2 separate regions of the Homo sapiens genome follow, and region 1 is linked to region 2. Evidence: read pairs that join two places in POLR2A ChIA-PET (ENCODE). Cell type or tissue: HepG2. All regions are shown on one strand.

Region 1 (8,000 bases), 95 kb after region 2:
TCTCTTGCCTCAGCCTCCCAAGTAGCTGGGACTACAGGCGTGAGCCACCATGCCCAGCTAATTTTTGCATTTTTAGTAGAAACGGGGTTTCACCATGTTGGCCAGGATGGTCTCGATCTGTTGACCTTGTCATCTGCCTGACTCAGCCTCCCAAAGTGCTGGGATTACAGGCGTGAGCCACTGTGCCTGGCGTATTTTATTTTTTGAGACAGGCTGGTCTCAAACTCCTGATCTCAGGTGATCCACTTGCCTCAGCCTCCCAAAGTTCTGGGATTACAGCCGTGAGCCACCATGCCTGGCTGACCCTGACTCTTAAAAAAAAGAAAAAAAAAAAGAAGAAAAAAGAAAAAAACCCTGAGAATAATGCCTGACACATAGGGATTGGTGTTTATTTGGCAAATTAAAAAAAAAAAAAAATCCAACTCTATTGAGGGTTCACTATGTGCTAACCATTTTGTGTGGATTACTATGTCACTTACTATTACCAGTGCCCCCATGAGGTGGGTACTATTATTATCCCTGTTTTACAAAAGGAAAAACAGGCTCAGAGAAGTGACGTCACTTGCCCAAGGTCACAGAGACTGTAGGTGGCAGGGCCAGGATTCACATCTAGGCAGCTCAGCTTCAGTCTCCGCTCCAAGCTACTGAAGAGGCTTGCTGACTATCTGAATCGTTTTCCAGCCAAGCACACAGAAGCCACACCCCAGGGATGGGGCAAAAGTGGGCAAAACATTATCTCTCTTGCAAGTTGCTCAAACCAGCCAAGGCCTGTGAGGCCTCAGGGCCTTTGCACATGCTATTCTCACTACCTGGATGCTCTTCTCCCAGATCTTTCTTTCTTATTTTTTTTTTTTTGAAACAGGGTCTTGCTCTGTTGCCCAGACTGGAGTGCAGTGGCGTGATCTCAGCTCACTGCAATCTCCATTTCCCGGGTTCAAGTGATTCTTCTGCCTCAGCCTCCTGAGTAGCTGGGGCTACAGGCGTGCGCCACCACACCTGGCTAATTTTTGTTTTTGTTTTTGTTTTTTGAGATGGAGTTTCACTCTGTCACCCAGGCTGGAGTGCGGTGGCATGACCTTGGCTCACTGCAACCTCTGCCTCCTGGGTTCAAATGATTCAGCCTCCCTAGTAGCTGGGATTACAGGCACCTACCACCATGCCTGGCTAATTTTTGTATTTTTAGTAGAGACGGGGTTTCACCATGTTGGCCAGGCTGGTCTTGAACTCCTGACCCCCTCAAGTGATCCCCCTGCCTTGGCCTCCTAAAGTGCTGGGATTATAGGCATTAGCCACCATGCCTGGCCCCAGCTAATTTTTGTATTTTTAGTAGAGACAGGGTTTCATCATGTTGGCCAAGTTGATCTCGAACTCCTGACCTCAAATGATCCATCCAGCTCGGCCTCCCAAAGTCCTGGGATTACAGGCGTGAGCCACCGCACCCAGCCTCTTCTCCCAGATATTTCTCGTCTCACAGGGATTTCTACAAACTCACCATCCGGGAGGCTGGGCTCAGTGCCAGGAAGGCGAAAGGCGTAGTGGACGTAGGCAGCCAGCTGTGGGCAGTGACCGCGGGCATCCTGGGCTGCCTCCAGGCTCCGGTGAACAAGGCTGACTACATGGGCCATTGCTTCAAAGGCTCCACGGCCCAGGTTCACTGCAGGGCAGAGCAGAGGTCAAGTTCCAGGGCCCAAGGCCTCTCACCTCCCCGCCCACTTTCCAAATATAAAGACATCAGGATTTGAGGGATCATGTGCTCATTAAGGGGTCACAAATTTTTTTTTTTTTTTTTTTTTGAGATGGAGTCTTGCTCTGTTGCCCGGGCTGGAGTCCAGTGGCATGATCTCGGCTCACTGTCACCTCCGCCTCCCAGGTTCAAGCAATTCTCCTGCCTCAGCCTCCCGAGTAGCTGGGATTACAGGCATGCGCCACCACGCCCAGCTAATTTTGTATTTTTAGTAGAGAAGGGGTTTCTCCATGTTGGTCAGGCTGGTCTCAAACTCTCGACCTCAGGTGATCTGCCCGCCTCGGCCTCCCAAAGTGCTGGGATGACAGGCGTGAACCGCTGCACCCGGGCCAAAGGGTCACAGAAGACCTTCTCTGGGTGCAGGGGACTGGAGGTCATTTTTCAGATGAGAAAAATGGCCAGAGAGGTAAATGGGCTTATAGAAGATCCCTCAGGACCTCAGGACTGAGAAGCCATGTGGATGGGGAAACTGAGGTCTGAGGCCACATTCGCTTACCAATCTGGCCACTGATGATCGGGGGCCTGATGACCAGACGCACGAGCTTGTCCAGCACGTGGTGGGAGAAGGCCACAAGGGGTTCGGGGCTGGCCAGGCGCAGTGCTGCAAGACTGGCCCGCAGCTCCTGCTCCACGTTGCCCTCGCTCAGCACAGTGTCCTTGAGCCGGAATGGGAAGGCTCCCTCCTCCAGGACGTGCACCAGGGTGAAGAATTTGTCCAGGTAGGGGTCCTGGGTAGGGATGTGGAGTGAGCAGGGTGGGGCCTCAGGGAATGAAGACCACCCCTGCCTGAATCAGCAGCTTCCCTTAAAGCTGGGTCCAGCTGACCAAAGTCACGTCCAAGGCCTGAGGCCAGACCTCCCCGGCCATCGGCAACTGTTACTCAATCGTAGGGCAGGCAAGAGGGGAGCAGGGCGGGACTCTTGGTTCCCGGCCCACCCCGTACCTGGGGGTGCACAGAGGACACGGCTGTGAGCTCCACACTGAACACGCCCTTGTGACCGTCCACCCAGCGCATGCCCGGAAGCGCCACCTGTGGGAGGGAGGCACCAGGTGGGCACTGGTCAGCCCTCCCTGACTGATCAGGTCACCCAGCGGCCCCAGCCATTGCGACACTGCAGCGTGAGTGTAGCCCGGTCTGGGGGTGCAGCCAAGCACCCTGCCCCCAGCCCTGGTCCCAGTAGACTGAGAGGGTCCACTGGGCAGGCTGGAAATCCACATGCCAAGACGGGGGCAGAGAATGGAGACACAGGGTGAATGAATATTCATTGAGTAGGTCAGGAAACAGGATAGGAGGATTTGAGGCCTAGGGTCATTAACAATGGTGCATTCATGGGGAATGATAAGGTACTACGAGGGCAGGGGACAGTGATCAGGAAGGCAGTCAGGGTGGCTAAAGTGGGAATGGAGCAGAGAGGCAATGGGAATCTTTGGGGAGGACATGTAGGACACAGAGAGGCATTAATAGGGGAATAATGAGCTACACGGGGGCCCTGGAGGCACCAGTAGAGGATAACAAGCCTCCCAGGATTGACAGGAAGGAAGGCAGGTGACTCGGGAGTGCTTCTGGGGACAGTGCATTGGCAGGCAGGAGCTCCAGGGCACATACATCGGGTGTGAGCACGGAATAGCTGGGCGGCGGCTGGTCCACAGACACTGGGAGACAGAAGGGGCCGGTCCTCAGGCGCCCGTGCTGCAGCAGTGGGATCCACTGGGGAGAGGCTGGAGGTCAGGTCTGCGGCCAGGTTGGGGGACGAGGAGGGCTCAGGGGGAGGGAGGGAGGGGACGGCTCACAGTAAAGCCCACGGGTGTCTCCAGGGCAGTGCCCGGCCGGGGCTGGCAGCTGACATGGTAGAAGGTGAACAGCAGGTGATGGTTCTCTGTCACGCAGGCTGGAAGATGCAGCTTGAACTCCTCGTAGAACTCGGGGGACCTGGCAGAATCGGGCTGGGGGATCTGCTGGGGGCTGGGGTCCCCACTGTCTGCCCCATCACCTCTGCCATGCCACGCCCTTATTGCTGCTAGGCCCCACTGTCTCTGCTGTCTGCCTCAGCTTCCCTCATTAGCACTCTGGGAGCCTCTACCTCTCTTCTTCCTGTCCCCCATCTTCCCATCGATGCTGCCTTATGTGTATATATAAGGGACATCCTCCTACCCCCATGAGTGCCCCCAAGTTCCTCACGTGTCCCCCTACATACTTGTTATGGTAGACCACCGGTGTGAAGGCCTCGCGGGTAAATTCACTGCAGCTGGACTTGCCAAAGATGACCTGGGAGAGTGGATTCATGAGGGACCCATGGGGGATGCCCTACCCCCCTTCCCTGGGGCACAGCCACTGACCGGCAGAGCCTGGCTGGGGTCCTCGCCTGTCATGTACTGCACTCGCACAGCAAGGTTGCGCACGGAGCCCTGGCGGCTGCTGAAGTTGAGGCTGTGCGGGTACACGTACAGCAGGTTCCTGTGGGGGGCAGGATGGGGGTGTCAGAGGGACAGGGGCCCTGAAGGTGCACATACAAGGCTGGGGTGATGGGACAAGGCTGGCTGGGAGCACAGACAGTCCAGGAAGAGTAGGTCATGAGGCTGGGGCATTGAGGGCCCGGTGAGAGGTAATACAGGTATCAGTCAGGAGATAGGACAGAGGGCAGAGGGTGGGGGACAAGCGAGCACCCTAAAAACACAGATTGGGAACAGTGTGGTAGAGGGTGGGAATACAGAAGGACATTGGAGGCACTCATGGGGCACAGTGACACACAGAAGGCAGAGAATAGCGAGGCACTCAGGGCCAGAGTTCCAAGGTACCTCAGGTGGCCAGTGGTCAAGCCTAAGCCCCACCCAAGGGCCTGACTGCCCTTCCCCCAGGAGGTCACTAGAGTTATGTGGCCTGTTTCTCAGGTGGGGAAACTGAGGCCAGAGTCCGAGTCCTGCCTCCTTCCCCCAGGGGCAACTCTGTGCAAGCCTTGACCCCTCTCTGGGCCTCAGTTTCCCTATGTGTATAATGGGCACTTCAGGCCTTCCAGCTGAGCCTTTGTAATGATACTGATGATGATAAATAACAACAATGACAATAATTGCACCAAACACTATTACTACAACAATGAAATAATCGCGCCTACTGTGTGCCAGGCTCTGTTCTAAGCACTCAACATGAAATAACTCATTTACTTCTCACAAGTAGCTCATGAGGCAGGACTAACATCACCGCCATTTTACAAGCAGGGAAACTGAGGTACTTGCACAATCACCCACGGAGTAAAATGGCAGTCAGTGGTGATCTGGGCATATGCAGGTCTTGGAGATCAGGCTGTGTGACCTTGGGAGAGTCTCTGCCACCTGCACCTGCCCCCTTGGATACTAACCAGGCCAATAAAAGCCCCCACGTGGCAAGTATGTGGGAGGGGAACAAGAGCAGATATTGTAATGGCAGGTCAAACAGCTCAGGGCAAACCATCAATGCTTATAAAATCTTTACTGTTATTACCATCATCATTGCGATGCCTATTCATAGATGGAGAAACAGGCTCAGCATGGTGAGTCTCAGGAACTCCCAGCAGGGTCTGGGGCCCGTCCTCTCCCAATGCCCCCCACCCACACCTGGCCCTGAGCCCCAGGAAGCGTGATCCCGGCGTGGCCTAGCCGGACATTCGCCTGATGCAACTATCGCACCACTGCCAGGCCCTTGTGCAATGCGGGGCACCAGGTCGGCCAGTTAACGATTGACTGGGGATCAGTGGGGGTATGAGGCATAAAAGGCTTCAGTGACAGTGCTGTGGCTATACCTTAGACCCTCAGTCATGCCAGTGCCTGCTCTGTGCCTGCTCTGGGCCCTGGCAATGGTGACCCGGCCTGCCTCAGCGGCCCCCATGGGCGGCCCAGAACTGGCACAGCATGAGGAGCTGACCCTGCTCTTCCATGGGACCCTGCAGCTGGGCCAGGCCCTCAACGGTGTGTACAGGACCACGGAGGGACGGCTGACAAAGGCCAGGAACAGCCTGGGTCTCTATGGCCGCACAATAGAACTCCTGGGGCAGGAGGTCAGCCGGGGCCGGGATGCAGCCCAGGAACTTCGGGCAAGCCTGTTGGAGACTCAGGTGGGCACCGTAGCTGCGACACTGTGGGGTGGCCAGGAGTCCAAAGAGGAGTTCGTGTCTAGGGTAACCAACCATCCTGGTTTGCCCAGGACTGAAGGGATTCCTGGGATACAAGATTTTCAGCGATAAACTCAGGCAAGTCCTTAGGTACACAAAGATGAGTTGGACATCCTACTAGTGACCCACTGTTTATTAAGCAGATGGAGGAGGATATTCTGCAGCTGCAGGCAGAGGCCACAGCTGAGGTGCTGGGGGAGGTGGCCCAGGCACAGAAGGTGCTACGGGACAGCGTGCAGCGGCTAGAAGTCCAGCTGAGGAGCGCCTGGCTGGGCCCTGCCTACCGAGAATTTGAGGTCTTAAAGGTAAGGAGCTCCCCCAACCCTAGTGGGCTGAGACCCTGATTTCCGGCCAGAACTCGCTTCTGCACCTTGAGTCCCAAAGACCTCCCAGATCAGCCTCCCAGCTCTGTGGCCTCTACCCTGCATGTCCCCAGACAAAACTCAAGTCCTTTTGTGTGCCTCAGTTTCCCTTTTGTGTGCCTCAGTTGCAAATAAGGGCAACACCTGATATCTCACAGTAGGGCCAGGTACTCAATGCAGGTAAAATATTCAGCATGGGGCGGGCACACAGTTGGTGCTCAATAAATTCTTTTTTTTTTTTTTTTTGAGACAGAGTCTCACTGTTGCCCAGGCTGGAGTGCAGTGGTGTGATCTTGGCTCACTGCAACCTCCACCTCCTAGGTTCAAGTGATTCTCCTGCCTCAGCCTCCTGAGTAGCTGGAATTACAGGTGCACCAGCTAATTTTTGTATTTTTTAGTAGAGATGGGATTTCACCATGTTGGCCAGGCTGGTCTCGAACTCCTGACCTCAAGGGATCTGCCTGCCTCGGTTTCCCAAAGTGCTGGGATTACAGGTGTGAGCCACTACACCTGGCCAATAAATTCTTACTACTAGAGAAACTGGTAACATTTTGTGAGCACCCAGTAAGTACCCAGCACTGTTCTATGCCCTTTAATAATCCATATGATGGCCGGGCATGGTGGCTCATGCCTGTAATCCCAGCACTTTGGGTAGCTAAGGTGGGTGGAACACTTAAGGTCAGGAGTTCGAGACCACCCTGGCCAACATGGTGAAACCCCGTCTCTACTAAAAATACAAAAAATTAGCTGGGCGTGGTGGCACATGCCTGTAGTCCCAGCTACTCAGGAGGCTTAGGTAGGAGAATCGCTTGAACCTGGGAGGTGGAGGTTGCAGTGAGCTGAGATCGTGTCATTGCACTCAGCCTGGGTGACAGAGAGAGACTCAAAAAAAAAAAAAAATCCATAGGATGTTCATCACCTCCCCATGAAGTGAGTCCTATTTTATCCCCATTTTACAGATGGGGAAACTGAGGCCAAAGAGCATTGTTGACTTGCTGGGTCACACAGATACAATGAGGGGCTGGGGCAGAGGGTCAGGGGATGGGAGGTGAGGTGGCTGTCGGCTGAGGTTTCCATTCTGACCCCCACAGGCTCACGCTGACAAGCAGAGCCACATCCTATGGGCCCTCACAGGCCACGTGCAGCGGCAGAGGCGGGAGATGGTGGCACAGCAGCATCGGCTGCGACAGATCCAGGAGAGGTGAGCCTGGCAGGGGTTTGGCAGGCAGGGCAGTTGGATGGGGGGCGCACAGGGCAGCTGGAAAGGGGCCCCCTCACCTGGGCTGAGCCACATCTCCCTCCCCAGACTCCACACAGCGGCGCTCCCAGCCTGAATCTGCCTGGATGGAACTGAGGACCAATCATGCTGCAAGGAACACTTCCACGCCCCGTGAGGCCCCTGTGCAGGGAGGAGCTGCCTGTTCACTGGGATCAGCCAGGGCGCCGGGCCCCACTTCTGAGCACAGAGCAGAGACAGACGCAGGCGGGGACAAAGGCAGAGGATGTAGCCCCATTGGGGAGGGGTGGAGGAAGGACATGTACCCTTTCATGCCTACACACCCCTCATTAAAGCAGAGTCGTGGCATCTCACCCAGGGTGTCTGTGTGTGTCCTTGGCTTAGGGAGACCCCACCCAGCATGATGTATGAATACCTCCCATTCAAGTGCCCAGCTGGGCCCCAGAGGCCGTACCTGTAGCTGGTATGGGGGGCATAGACTTCGCGGGCGGGGAACTCCAGAATCTCCTTGGTGG
Region 2 (8,000 bases):
CCCGTCTACAGAAAAACTGACACAGTGGCCTCCACTGGGGTGTGGCTCCATGAAGGAGGGTCTGGCGGGCCACAGGCTTACAGTACTCATTTCTCTTTTCTTTTCTTTCTTCCTTCATTTCCTTTCTCTCTCTCCTTCCTTCCTCCCTCCCTCCCTTCCTTCCTTCTTTCTTCCTTTGTTTCTCTCTCTTTTTTTTTTGAGACGGAGTCTCGCTCTGTCGCCCAGGCTGGAGTGTAGTGGTGCGATCTCAGCTCAAGGCAACCACCACCTCCTGGGTTCAAACGATTCTCTTAGCCTCCTGAGTAGCTGGGATTACAAGCACGCACCACCACGCCTGGCTAGTTTTTGTGTGTTTAGTAAAGATAGGGTTTCACCATGTTGGCTGAGCTGGTCTTGAACTCCTGACCTCAAGCAATCTGCCCCACCTCGGCCTCCAGAAGCGTTGGGATTACAGGCGTGAGCCACCACACCGGCTTCTCCTCTCCCTCTCCTCTTTCTCCTTTTCCTTCCTTTCTTCCTTCCTTCCCTTCCCCTTCCTTCCTTCCTTCCTTCATTCTTTCTTCCCCCCGCTCCCCCCTCTTTTTTTTTGAGACAGGGTCTTGCTTTGTCACCCAGGCTGGAGCGCAGTGGTGCAATCCTAGCTCACTGCAGCCTTGACCTCCCAGGGTTGAGGCAATCCTCCCACCTCAGCCTCCCAAGTAGCCAGGACTACGAGTGCACGCCACCATGCCTGGCTAATTTTTTAGTTTTTTTTTGTAGAGACAGGAGTCTCACTGTGTTGTCCAGGCTGGTCTTGAACTCCTCGGTTCAAGCAATCTTCCTGCCTTGGCCTCCTAAAGTGCTGGGATTACAGGCGTGAGCCACAGCACCTGGCCCAGTCCACATTTCTAAGTAAATATGGGAGGCCAGCCAGGTGCAGTGGCTGTAATCCCAGCACTTTGGGAGGCCGAGGTGGGTGGATCACCTGAGGTCAGGAGTTCCAGACCAGTCTGGCCAACATGGTGAAATCCCGTCTTTACTAAAAATACAAAAATTAGCCGGGCGTGGTGGCTCATGCCTGTAATCCCAGCACTTTGGGAGGCTGAGGCGGCAGATCACAAGGTCAGGAGATCGAGACCATCCTGGCTAATACGGTGAAACCCGTCTCTATTAAAAATACAAAAAATTAGCCGGGCATGGTGGCAGGAGCCTGTAGTCCCAGCTACTCAGGAGGCTGAGGCAGGAGAATGGTGTAAACCCGGGAGGCAGAGCTTGCAGTGAGCCGAGATGGTGCCACTGCACTCCAGCCCAGGTGAGAGTGTGAGACTCCGTCTCAAAAAAACAAAATAAAACAAAAAATACAAAAATTAGCGGGGCGTGATGGCAGGTGCCTGTAGTCCCAGCTACTTAGGAGGCTGAGGGAAGAGAATCACTTGAACCCGGGAAGCAGAAGTTGCAGTGAGCCGCGATCGCATCACTGCACTGCAGCCCGGGTGACAGAGCAAGACTCCATCTCAAAAAAAAAAAAAAAAAAAAGGGAGGCCACTGGAGGTTGTGGGGCCACCATGAGAGTCGACAAGGGTGGCCCACATTCCTAGATGAGTTGCCTGGAGGCTGTAGTCCCAGACCTCAGGGGGGTCCCCTCCGGAACCCAAACACTGTCATGCCAATGACACAAAACTGGTCTTCCTGGCCTCTCCCATCCTGTCCAGCCTAGAAGGGAGACTGAGACTTCAGATCCGACAACCATGGGTTCAAATCCAGCCTTGAAAACTTCCCATGCACAGGCAAGCCCCATTGCGATCTGTTTCTTTTCTTTTCCTTTCTTTCTTTTTTTTTTTTTTTTTTTTTTTGAGACAGTCTTGCTCTGTCACCCAGGCTAGAGTGCAGTGGCGTGATCTCGGCTCACTGCAACCTCCGCCTCACAGGTTCAAGCGATTCTCCTGCCTCAGCCTCCCAAGTAGCTGGGATTACAGGTGCCCATCACCGTGCCCAGCTAATTTTTGTATTTTTAGTAGAGACGGGAGTTTCACCATCTTGGCCAGGCTGGTCTCGAACTCCTGACCTCGTGATCTGCTTGCCTCAGCCTGCCAAAGTGCTGGGATTACAGGGGTGAGCCACTGTGCCCGGCTGCGATCTGTTTCTTTTAACCGTAAACTGGGAAGAACTTTGACCACCTCTTAGTCCAGAACTATCAGGGAAGGGGCACTGAATGCCAGGCTGGAGGAGGGTTGCATGAAAGGCTTGACCCCAGCTACTCAGGAGGCTGAGGCAGAAGGACTGTTTGACCTGATGAATTCGAGGCTGCAGTGAGGCTGTGATCGCGCCACTGCACTCCAGCCTAGGCAATAGAGTGAGACCCTGTCTCTAAAAAAAAAAAAAAAAAAATGGCTCAGCCATCCCAAGCTGCTCCCAGCTGCCTGCCCCTCTAGGTGGCCCCCACTACTGGCCTGAGGATGCACTTTATCCCCGCCAGGGCCTGAGGAGTCCTGGGGAAAGGTACCCAAGTCTAGTCCTCAGGAGAAGCCGCCCAGGGAGCACTAGGGCCCGAGGAAGGGTTCAACCTCGAGACTCCATAGCCCCTGGGCTCCCGTCCCCAGAAACACCAGTTACGAGCAGGGGGCTGGCCATGGTGTGAATTCATGACCTGCACACCTCTTGCCGTAATGACTAAGTGGCTAGAGCTTCAGGCTGCCCCACTGCTGCCCTCTGGAGCTCGAGCAGGTGCAGGTGTGGGTGCCCACCCTGGCTTGGCCTCTTCTCACCTGGGTGGCTTCGGACACAGGGTGGACTCCTCAAAGGGGCTGCTTCCCATCTGAGAAGCCAGCATAATCCTCCAGGGGCTACTGATATACACACGCTGCCCCTGGTCCTGAGTTAGATCACCCTGCCCCTAGGGAGGGCTTGGGGGCTTCACTGCTGAAGTTCAGACTCCAGGGTGGTCCTTGTCCTGTGTGCCTCAGTTTCCCCATCTGTAAAATGGATGGTCCTGGGGCTGAGCCTCAGTGCTGCAGGGACTAGTGTGGAACCCTGTGTCCTGGTGCCTGAAACCTTACTCCCACCTCAGCAGGGCTGGGCTGAGCCATCAGCAAGCCTCTGGCCGGCCTCCATCATTCAGGAAAGAGCCGGTGGCTGAAGGCACAGCTCTCAGAGGGAGAACAAACGGGGGCGGGGGTGGGATGGGGGCGGGGCCGGAGGCCACCGGCCTCAGGCTGTCCTGGGCATCCAGCCAGTGCTGGGCAGTGAGTCAGGGGCCAGGCATGTGGAGTGGGGCCTCTCCCAGCCCCGGAGATCAGGCACCTCCCGGAACCCGCCTGCTGGGCCCCCACCAGGCCGCGTTCCTCTCCCACTCGCTCTCCCCATAGAGGGGACCCTGGACCTGCCTGGGGGGGACGAGGATGGGGATGTGGCTGGTGGGCACAGGGCCTCTCTGAGCCCCGGCACAGGCCGCCTGATGGGACCGTCTCTTCCTTGGGGAAACTGAGGCCCAGGTTGCTGGGGTGGAGGGGATGTGGAGTGACAGGGCAGGGCAATGGCTCCTCGGCCCCCTCCGGGAACAAAGCCAGGTCATTCCTGTGGGGAGGGAGCGCCAACCCCAGGGTTGGGGGGGGCACGGGCCCTGGGTCAGGGGTACAGATAAGCCTGGGCTCCCAGAACCCTTGTCACAGCGGCACCCCTGCCCCATGCCTGCTTTCTCTCCAGGGCACTCAGAGCTGCAGTTTGCAGGACGAGAGGGAGACGTGCCCAATCCCCCCATCCCAGGACGCTCAGCCGTGCGTGGGCTGGGCCCACTCCACTCCCGGCGCCCACAGTTGCCCCAGTGAACCGGCCAGTGGAGGCATCCTGTCCCGTGTGCGGGAAAGGAATGACCGCCAAGGTGACAGCAGCGCTTAGCCAACCCTGGCGCTGACACCTGACTTGCAAACTGCTCCCTGCCTGAGGCTTCAAGGCAGGCGAGAGGCTTTGTGTGTGTGACTTCCTCCCCGAAGGGACACTGGCAACAGCTGGAGACATTTCCTGTTGTTAAGGCTGAGGGGGAGCTGCTGGCATTTGGTGGGTGGAGGCCAGGGATGACGTTAACTGTTCTACTACGCCCAGGACAGCCCCCAACACACACAACAGCCTGGCCCAATGTCACGAGAGCTGAGGTGGAACAGCCCTGTTCTGCTTCAGGTCTTCAGGTCTTTGGGGGTCAAGGATGCAAATAGAGGACTCTGCTCCCAATTCAGCTCACATAAAAGAACCGGCCGGGCGCTGTCGCTCATGCCTATAATCCCAGCGCTTTGGGAGGCCGAAGTGGGAGGATCGCTTGAGCCCAGGAGTTTGAGACCAGCCTGGGTAACATAGCAAGATCCCATTTCTACGAAAGTACAAAAATTACCTGGGCACGGTGGCATGCACCTGTAGTCCCAGCGGCTTGGGAGGCTGAGGTGGGAAGTTTGCTTGAGCCCAGGAGGTTGAGGCTGCAGTGAGCCGAGATCATGCCAGTGCACTCCAGCCTCGGCGACAGAGTTAGACTCTATCTCAAAAAAGAAAAAAGAGAGAAAACCCACCAACTTGGAAAATTAAAACAGCCCCAAGGGCATCTAGGAACAGTTAACTGCACATCTAAACCCAGGCCCGCCGTTCTTAGAAGCTCTGCAAGCTGCATGGACTGACTCCTGACATTTCAGGGCTAGACTCAAAAATCCCTTTAAAAAAATTTTGTTTCTGAGACGGAGTTTCACTCTTGTCCAAGCTGGAGTGGAATGGCACGATCTCGGCTCACTGCAACCTCCACCTCCTGGGTTCAAGTAAGTCTCCTGCCACAGCCTCCAGAGTAGCTGGGATTACAGGTGCCCGCCACCATGCCTGGCTAACTTGTATTTTTAGTAGAGATGGGGTTTCACCATGTTGGCCAGACTGGTCTTGAACTCCTGATGTCAGGTGACCCACCTGCCTTGGCCTCCCAATGTTGCTGGTACTACAGACATGAGCCACCATGCCTGGTCTCTTCTTTTTTTTTTTTTTTTTTTTTTTTGAGACAGTCTCGCTCTGTCGCCCAGGCTGGAGTGCAGTGGCTCGATCTCGGCTCACTGCGAACTCTGCCGCCTGCGTTCACGCCATTCTCCTGCCTCACTCAGCCTCCTGAGTAGCTGGGACTACAGGTGCCCACCATCATGCCCGGCTAACTTTTTGTATTTTTAGTAGAGATGGGGTTTCACCGTGTTAGCCTGGTCTCGATCTCCAGACCTTGTGATCCGCCCACCTCGGCCTCCCTAAGTGTTGGGATTACAGGCATGAGCCACCGCGCCCGGCCCCCTTTTTTTTTGTTGTTGACACAGGGTCTCACTTCGTCCCCTAGGCTGGAGTGATGTGGCGCAGTCGTAGCTCACCACGGCAACTTCCTGGGCTCAAGCGATCCTCCCACTTCAGGCCCCGAAGTAGCGGGGGATACAGGCAGGCACCACCATGCCCGGCTAATTTATTTTTTTCTTAGTAGAGGTGGGGTTTCGCAATGTTGCCCAGGCTGGTCTCAAATTCCTAGACTCAAGTGATTTGCCCGCCTAGGCCTCCCAAAGTGCTGGGATTACAGGCATGAGCCACAACAGCTGGCCCCTTTCTAAGACAGGGTCTCATTCTGTCACCCAGGCTGGAGTGCAGTGACACTACCATGGCTCACTGTAGCCTCAACCTCCCAGGCTCAAGTGATCCTCCTGCCTCAGCCGCCCGAGTAGCTGGGACTACAGGCAAGCACCACCAGACGCTGTTAAAGCTTACTGTTCCCTCTGCCTAAAAACGCCCCTCTCTGATTAAGAACTGCACTTAAGTTCAGTCGTGGAAAGGGACATGATGAAACCCAAGCCCAAGTTCACGGAACTAACACATTCAAGGGCAAAGCTGTATCTGGGGACAACTGTCAGTGGGACCCAACCTCCCTCTCTCCTCCCTCAGGCAGGCAGGTGGTGTGCACGCCTCCTTTCCTTAGCGGTACCCAAAACACCGAGGATGGGAGAGTGATGAACACATTGATTGGCCGGCCCTGGACTGGAGTACATGTTCAGTTAGGGTTTATTTTGGTATCTGTCATAGAAAACCCCCAAAACCAGCAGCTTACACAAGGTAGAAGTTGAGATTGGTTCTCCCCTTCTCTCTCCCATTTAAATAAGTTTGTGCTGATATCTGGCTCTGCCATCATCAGGGAACCAGGCTCCTGTCATCCCTAAAGGACGGCACTCGTCTGTACACGTGGCAGTATGGCTGCCAGGGCTCCAGCCATCACACCCACATTCCAGGAAATAGGAAGGGGGAAGAAAGGGTGTATTTGTCTTTTAAGAATCCTTCTAGAAGTGTCATGTAACATTTCCACATACATTTCACTGGCCAGACCTTAACTATAAGGGCAGCTGGGAAGTGTTGTATTTTAACTCCCAAAGTGCTAGGATCACAGGCATGAGCCACCACACCAGGCCAAATTTTTTAATTTTTTTGTAGAGATGGGGTCTTGCCATGTTCCCCAGTCTGGTCTCCAACTCCTGGGCTCAAGTGATCTGCCGGCCTCTGCCTTCTACAGTGCTGGGATTGCAGGCATGAGCCACCACACCTGGCCTCCTTATCTTTTTAAGTCCCGGCACAAAAGTCGCTTCTGTCCTCCATGAAGCCTGCACACTCTGGTGTGGCTCCTGTCGCAATCTGGACCTCTCTCCAGTTCTAGAGTGTTGTCTGCTTTTGTGTTAATTCCTCCGTCAGCAGTGGGAGGAGAACCATGTCACTCGTATCTTGTCTCTCTGGTGCCTAGCAGAGTCTGGGCACACCGTGGCACTCAAACATACCCCCTGAATGAGTAAGGGCCAACCTTGAAGTACCTGGGAGCTGTCATCGAATACCACGGTGTCATTTGTCCCATCCCGTCACAGATGTGAAACTGCAGGCCTGGCATAGATAAGTCGACTCCCGTTGGTTACCTAGCTGAGGCCACTCTAGGAGCTGAGGCCGAAAATCAGGAGAAAAAGAAATCCAGTAAAAAAAAAAAAAAAAAAGGCCAGGCGCGGTGACTCACACCTGTAATCCCAGCACTTTGGGAGGCCAAGGCGGGCAGATCACAAACTCAGGAGATGGAGACCATCCTGTCTAACATGGTGAAACCCCGTCTCTACTAAAAATACAAAAAATTAGCTGCGCATGGTGGCAGGTGCCTGTAGTCCCAGCTACTCAGGAGGCTGAGGCAGGAGAATGGCGTGAACCCGGGAGGAGGCGGAGCTTGCAGTGAGCTGAGATCGCACCACTGCACTCCAGCCTGGGCGACAGAGTGAGACTCCGTCTCAAAAAAAAAAAAAAAAGGAAGACGTCTAGCTGGGCACGATGGCTCACGCCTGGAATCCTAGCACTTTGGGAGGCCAAGGCGGGCGGGTGGATCACCTGAGGTCAGGAGTTCAAGACCAGCCTGACCACCATGGTGAAACTCCATCTCTACCAAATACAAAAAATTAGCTGGGTGTGGTGGCGCATGCCTGTAATCCCAGCTACTTTGGAGGCTGAGGCAGGAGAATCGCTTGAACCCAGGAGGCAGAGGTTGCTGTGAGCTGAGATTGTGCCATTGCACTCCAGACTGGACAACAAGAGTGAAACTCTGTCTCAAAAAAAAAAAAAAAAAGATCTATGTCCCCACATTTCATTTGAAATGGATCTGACCACGGCAGATGCCCGCTGGGTGCAAGACGCAGCCACGAGGCTCCTGGCTACCACTCGGTGTCCACCAGACTCCAGAGGTAGTCGCTGATGAATTTCCTGGAGAGCTGGGTGCTGTCCAGGTGGATGGGCTGGGCCACACTGGGGCCATGATGGACTGAGGCACAGATGTAAGGAAAGCCCGGGACACACAGCCCCTCACACAACCCCACGGGGAAAAGGATACTGCCTTTACTTTTTTTTTTTGAGACAAAGTTTCATTCTGTAGGCCAGGCTGGAGTACAGTGGTGCGATCTCGGCTCATTGCAACCTCCACCTCCAGTGGTTAAGTGATTCTCATGCCTCAGCCTCCT

What was found. Peaks named below come from ENCODE experiments on the same cell type or tissue, not always from the same donor. Only the 100,000 strongest peaks of a DNase experiment are listed, where the experiment ranks them.
Region 1: POLR2A ChIA-PET joins it to region 2 with 22 read pairs; 3 of 35 experiments call an interaction of 5 or more read pairs at or near these places.

What each region holds. Positions count from the first base shown.
Region 1 is chr19:11,234,106-11,242,105 of GRCh38, forward strand. DOCK6 (dedicator of cytokinesis 6) reads right to left here. Exons shown (of 48, transcript NM_020812.4): 14 at 7,940-8,000; 15 at 4,082-4,199; 16 at 3,940-4,010; 17 at 3,536-3,674; 18 at 3,351-3,452; 19 at 2,688-2,774; 20 at 2,241-2,472; 21 at 1,493-1,654. It overlaps ANGPTL8 (angiopoietin like 8), which reads left to right and starts at 5,514. Exons shown (of 4, transcript NM_018687.7): 1 at 5,514-5,829; 2 at 6,030-6,191; 3 at 7,340-7,449; 4 at 7,555-7,838. The coding sequence starts at 5,533. The coding sequence ends at 7,582. RefSeq lists enhancers at 2,219-3,029, 3,030-3,840. In HepG2, no CTCF peak of the experiment used is centred here; DNase peaks (open chromatin) are centred at 566, 2,776, 3,016, 5,446 and 2 weaker places; H3K4me3 peaks cover 3,474 bases.
Region 2 is chr19:11,139,486-11,147,485 of GRCh38, forward strand. It overlaps SPC24 (SPC24 component of NDC80 kinetochore complex), which reads right to left. Exons shown (of 5, transcript NM_182513.4): 5 at 6,008-7,804. The coding sequence ends at 7,698. Among named protein-coding and RNA genes, the nearest start is that of SPC24, 12 kb to the right of the region's middle. RefSeq lists enhancers at 1,770-4,542, 2,067-3,010, 3,011-3,953. In HepG2, a CTCF peak has its summit at 2,691 (motif pointing left); DNase peaks (open chromatin) are centred at 2,736, 3,196 and 4,056; H3K4me3 peaks cover 730 bases.